2 separate regions of the Mus musculus genome follow, and region 2 is linked to region 1. A link is a loop called in an ENCODE intact Hi-C map of the cell type or tissue named here. Cell type or tissue: left cerebral cortex. All regions are shown on one strand. Links, peaks and the distances in the headings refer to the core of each region. The heading gives the core; the rest is flanking DNA. Region 1 has its middle 32 kb from the start of Gm35671. Region 2 has its middle 110 kb from the start of Gm35615.

Region 1 (2,820 bases), core at 168-2,667:
AAATAAGCCTTATGCCGATGACAGCCATTGCCTCTTGAGGAGACCCATGTTCACTGGTTCTGTACCAGGAACAGGAAACATGTCATTTTGTCCCCACCAAGGCCATGCCAGACTCAGTGCTTATCACAAATTTGAATTCAAGTTTTTGGGAAGCTAGAACACAATTTTCAGATCTCAGTCAGTTGAATAGTTTGAGAATAGAACACCGACTCCATAAGGGGAAACTGGGACAGTGAGCTTTATCAACATCAAAATCAGATGCTGTGGAAAAACTGGGAAAATGGATAAAAAGACCAACTTCAGGCTTTTAAGCACCACAGTAAAATCTAAACAACTCACTTAGAGAGCATTTCCCTGAAGAACAAAGGATACAAGTAAGAGACTAACCATTAAAATCAGCCCAACCCCATTAGCCATTGGTGTGATGTAATGAAGTAGCTGAGGGGCTGCCAGTTGCTGCCAATCAGTGAAACTGAAATGAAATGGTTTCAGGATCCCAGCTGCTGGTGATGATGAGGGGAAGGTGAACCACTCATGCAGGGCATTGAGGAGGGACCACCCTCAAGAGAATATGTTGCTTTCTTGCAACACTAAACAAGAACTTCTCATGTAACTCTGCAAGTGTAGGTTAGGGCATGCTCTCTGGGAAGGAAAGACTGAGCATGCACATGACAAGTACAAAATCTGTCCTCGTACCAGAAAAAAAAAAGGATTCAAACCTTCTTTCTGGTATGCCTGAAAGGCACCATAGACACCACAGCTCACCCATAAAATGGATGGTGACTAACAGGAAAAAGCAGCTGCTTTGTAACATACGCTGCAGTGAGGTAGCTCTCCAGGTGGAAAATGTCAACCTTGAAAGGTCCCCTGGTGTTTGCTTTTTATTTATCATTTTCAAAATGATACCAGAGATGGAGGAGACAGTGACTGTGGCCAGGGGACAGGCACCAGGGATGGGAGTGGAGGAGCACCACAAGTGAGCATTTCTGGGCGTGGGGGGATTGTATAACACTACACATACCTACACACAAACAAATAAATGTAAAAATAGATAAATGCCAAATAAGGTCTATGTGACACAGTAAACTATAATGTCTCTAGGGTAAATGCCTCCCCACCTTCTGGCTAAGAGCAAGAGAAACCCCAAAATCCAAATCCTGGATTTGACTTTTGACTACAACTATATAGGATGACATCATGGGGAGAAGCCAGCTAAAAGGAATGAGACTGCAAACTAGTTTTACAACTTCCTGTGACTATACTGATAAAAATAATACTTTTAAAATCAAATTACAAAAGACATTAGGGTAGATATCCAAAAGGATGATAATAACAATGCCTGTAAAAATCCACTAGGGGCTGGTGAAATGGCTCAACAGAAAAAGACACTTGCTGCCAAGCCTGAGGACCGCAGTCTAACCCACAGGACCAGCATGGTAGAAGGACAGAACCAACTCCTGCAAGCTGTCCTCCTACCTACATACTTGCACTATAGCATATGTGGGCTCTCAAACATACACCATACATACATACATACATCTTACTTTTTTTTTAATAGGGGGCTGCAAAGATGGCTGGGCAATTTAGAGCACTTGCTTTTGCCAAGGTTGCAAATTTCAATCTCAGCACCCTTGGTGCTGAGCTTGAAACCACCTAATAACTCCAGCTCCAAAGGATACAACTCCTTCTGGCCTCTATGGGCAAGACATACATGCAGACACAAACATATACACATATTTAAAGATGATTTCAAGCAAGGACATTTTAAAAATGAAAATTCATTGGGACAAGCTGATGTGATGAGTTTCCATTCTTCCAATAACCTCCTTCCTTCACTATTTAAAATTTGCTGAAGATTTAAAAGTATTAAGAGATAGTGGAGTGTATTTTTATTAGATTATTTTTTACTTTATAGGTAACTATAAATCATTTTAGAGCATGTTCTGGGTCTCCAAAGCCCACCAGGAATTAAGCGAGGAATCCTCAGGAGATGATGTTCAGAATCAATATTGTGGGACAGAATACCTGCCCATCGAATTGCATGCTGTTCTTTCTGGGTTTTCTCTTTGGTTAATTTCCATGAAGCGGGTCACGTGCTCTCACCCTAAGACCTCCAGGCATTCTCAGCTGTCACTTGTGAACAGCTCCTTCCTCCCTCTGCTCTTGCCACATGATGGGTGCTGGCAGCTTTTCACTGCTGTGCTGGCAGCCCCAGGCTGTGAAATCAGATGAGCAAATAACCTGAAATGCGACACACCTGGCGAGAGACAAAGGGCACATTTTCCACTGAGTGTTAGAAAACTACCAGCGCCAGGGATGTACTTTTGAATGGAGACAAGTTATAGAAATGACACTGCTGGTGCCATATATTCTGAGAACAAGCATTCTTCCTACTGTAATTTCATGTGACTTTTAAAAATGTATTTTATTATTATTTTGTAGTACCAGCACCAGCAGTATGGGCTGGGCATGTAGCTCAATTTTCAGAGTGTTCACCTACCATTTGTGAAGCCCAGGGTTCAGTCTCCAGTCTCACATGAACTGAAGGTGGTAGCACATGGCCTTGATATGATCCATGCAACTTAAGAGGTGGAGATAGGAAGACCCGACACTCAGAATCATCCTTAACTACATAGTGTTTTCAAGGCTAGCGTGAGATACATACTCTACTATACATGTATTATCATTTTGATATTGCTATAAAATTCGTCTACAGTAACCATAACAATAATGCTCCACCTCGGGAAATTTAAAAAGAAGTGAAGAGATAGAAATCGGAATGAATACAGTGAGCCATGTTGGGGGACTGCTTTTAATTTT
Region 2 (2,820 bases), core at 126-2,625, 160 kb before region 1:
TGCACACATATACACAGATGAATAAACACAATGCCATGTATGAACACACATGTGTGCTCACATACATAAACACACACACGTGTATGTGTTTGCACACAAGTTACACCCAAACCTATTTTTAAAAATAAGAACAAGAGTTCATTGGTTATGTAATATTGAGGACTGAACACAGACCCTGGCACATGCTAGGCAGGTACTCTACCACTGAGCTACACCCAGGATCTCACTAATTCTTCATATTGGCTTTTTTTTTTTTTTACACTCACAATTATTTGCTTCCAAGTGACTGTGTCTCTCATTTCCTGGTCTCATAGGCCTATCTGACTGGCCCATGGTAAAAGACCCATAAAAATTTGAAGCTACTGGATGAGTATCCACTATTACCTTTAGTCACTTTGCCATGGAAATTTCTGGGATAGTGGAAAGGAATGCAAAAGCAAATGATGCAGGAAAATACACCATCAGTAAATACACCACAGTAAACACACCATCAGTAAGCACCACAAGCCATTGTTTCCCTGTGCAAGGTCTGACTCAACTGCTTACTTAGTGCAGCACAGCTAAGTTAGATCCAAATTCTGTACACTGGCCTTGGTTATATGGGGTGACTTCTTCTATTTTTTTTTTAAATAAATGTAGCATCACAACAGTCCCCGTAGTTAGATATTTGGAAGACTGAAAGTTTACTGAAAGTTTTCTTCCCTCTTGACAATAATATAATACAAATGGTCTCAAACGTGTGCTGTGATGTTTCAATAAGACATCTCTGCCATCAGTTTGTTTGTTTTGTTTTGTTTTGTTTTGTTTTGTTTTGTTTTGTTTTAACCACACATAGTAATTCATGGCAGGCTTTTCTAGTTTGTGGGTATGATTACAAATTTTATGCAAAAAACATGACAGGTTGCTACAGGTTGCAGAATTACACAGACAAGGCGTGAGTATGCCTTTCAGGTTGATGCTTGCTAGAGACTAAGAAGCAGGTGACAGCAAGAAGTCCAAACCTCCTCCCACATGTCTGCCTCTCCAGCCATGATCCAGTGAACACGCAGCTCGCACACTGCCTTATGCTGCTGACTTTGCAGGGGAAGCAGCACAAGTCACCTTTTCTCCTTCTCACCATTGCTATTTTCCATACACACTGGGAGATGATATAGATCATCATTCTTCAATGCAACTTGTGAAATGAGAGGAAGTTCTCCACTTGAGTCTTCTTCAAATTGTGTCCAAGAATAAACTGAGCTACAATCTCTCACAGAAGATAAGATGAGGAATAAAGTCCTCTTGGTCTAGGCTGCTACAGGATGTCTGTCATTTCTACCCCAACTACTGTTTCAAGGGATTTACACATATGTCTATAATTCTGTCATTACAAACAGTGACACTTGTTTGTTCTATTGTTATGTATATTAACACTGTTGCAGACTGAATGTTGACCTTTGCTCTGCATTCATACATTGAAACTCAACCTCCCATGGGCCAAGAATGTGGAGACAGGCGCTTTAAAAAAGTGACTTTTTAAAAAGTTGGGTGAACTCTAACCTTATGCAGTGGGTAGTCATAGAAGAAGAGGAGCTTCGGAGCAAGTTAGCTAGCTCAAAACGAAAAGCACTTACTGCCAAGCTGGATAACCCAAGTCCAATCTCTGGAAACCACCTGATGGACAGAGAGAACTGTGCTCTTACGTTGTGCTCTGGCTTCTATATGCTCACCAGGCCATGCACACACCTACCCTACCTCCCACAAATAAAGAAATTTAAATATTTTAAGGAGATTAAGATACATATATTCAATGCCAGACAGTGGCACCACATGCCTTCACTTCCAGCAATTGGGAGGCAGAGGAAGGAAGAACTCTGTAAGGCTGATCTAGGGCTACATGGAAAAACTGTGTCTTTACAAACAAACAAACAAACAAACAAAGACACACACATTCCCAGAAGGAAGCCTTTGTGATAACAAAGAAAAATATGAATGGAGACAAGTCCAAGAAAACCAAGCCTGCTGACACCTTGTACTTAGATTTCTAGCCTTAAGCATTCTCCGAACATAAACATAAGTAATATGTCAGCTTCATAAAGGACTCTGAGTACCCTGCTTTATCTTCTTAAACACCTAGGTATTGGTCAGTACCAGGTTGGTAAGCATGGATGGGCATCTAGCTTAATCCAGGAAGTATTTTCTGTAATTTTGTAGTAAAGGATAGGTCACTGTGAAATGCTTACATCAAAGCTCAACTTTTTACAGTTCTTGTTACTGCATATGGGGGCTGAAACAGTATATGACTTAGATTGCGTCTTCAGAGTGAGAATTTATGTTTCAAAGCCACCTGCTAAGAAGCTGTCATTATGTTATTTTAGAGCATATCATATATGCATATGGTACATATTATTATACTTCATACACTAGTAATTGGAGGCTCACTTTCTAGATCTCATGACCAGTTATAACCAATTAGATTTGTCTTTGCACCTGAATATGTTCAGGCCTCATTCTTGAAATGGTAAGATTTTACATCTAGATTCTAGACTGCAAAAAACAAACTCATATATGTAAATACATTTTATTGTATATTTTGGGCCACTGAATGACATATAAGGCTTTTCAATATATGTTTCAGAAATCTCATAACAGGTTGGAAGCAGTGGTTGTTCTCAGCCTTCTGCCGGTCTTACTAAAGGAATGAAGAAGCGGCTCCACCAGCAAGATACTCTCAACTCTGGCGAGTATGACTTCTTATGTTTTATACTCCACAGGACTCATCCACGGCTTCTGTTTCTCATTTATGTTCTTTCTCTGTCATGACCACAAAAGGCAGGGGTT

What was found. Hi-C counts contacts between places; a loop is a spot of excess contacts. Peaks named below come from ENCODE experiments on the same cell type or tissue, not always from the same donor. Only the 100,000 strongest peaks of a DNase experiment are listed, where the experiment ranks them.
Region 2: a loop joins it to region 1, with 2.1 times the contacts of the local background. A loop is called at or near these places in 4 of 42 quality-filtered maps.

What each region holds. Positions count from the first base shown.
Region 1 is chr13:6,338,208-6,341,027 of GRCm38, forward strand. No RefSeq gene overlaps it. Among named protein-coding and RNA genes, the nearest start is that of Gm35671, 32 kb to the left of the region's middle. In left cerebral cortex, for the core only: a CTCF peak has its summit at 1,350; DNase peaks (open chromatin) are centred at 229, 2,245 and 2,565; H3K27ac peaks cover 2,500 bases.
Region 2 is chr13:6,180,404-6,183,223 of GRCm38, forward strand. No RefSeq gene overlaps it. Among named protein-coding and RNA genes, the nearest start is that of Gm35615, 110 kb to the right of the region's middle. In left cerebral cortex, for the core only: no CTCF peak of the experiment used is centred there; a DNase peak (open chromatin) is centred at 1,103.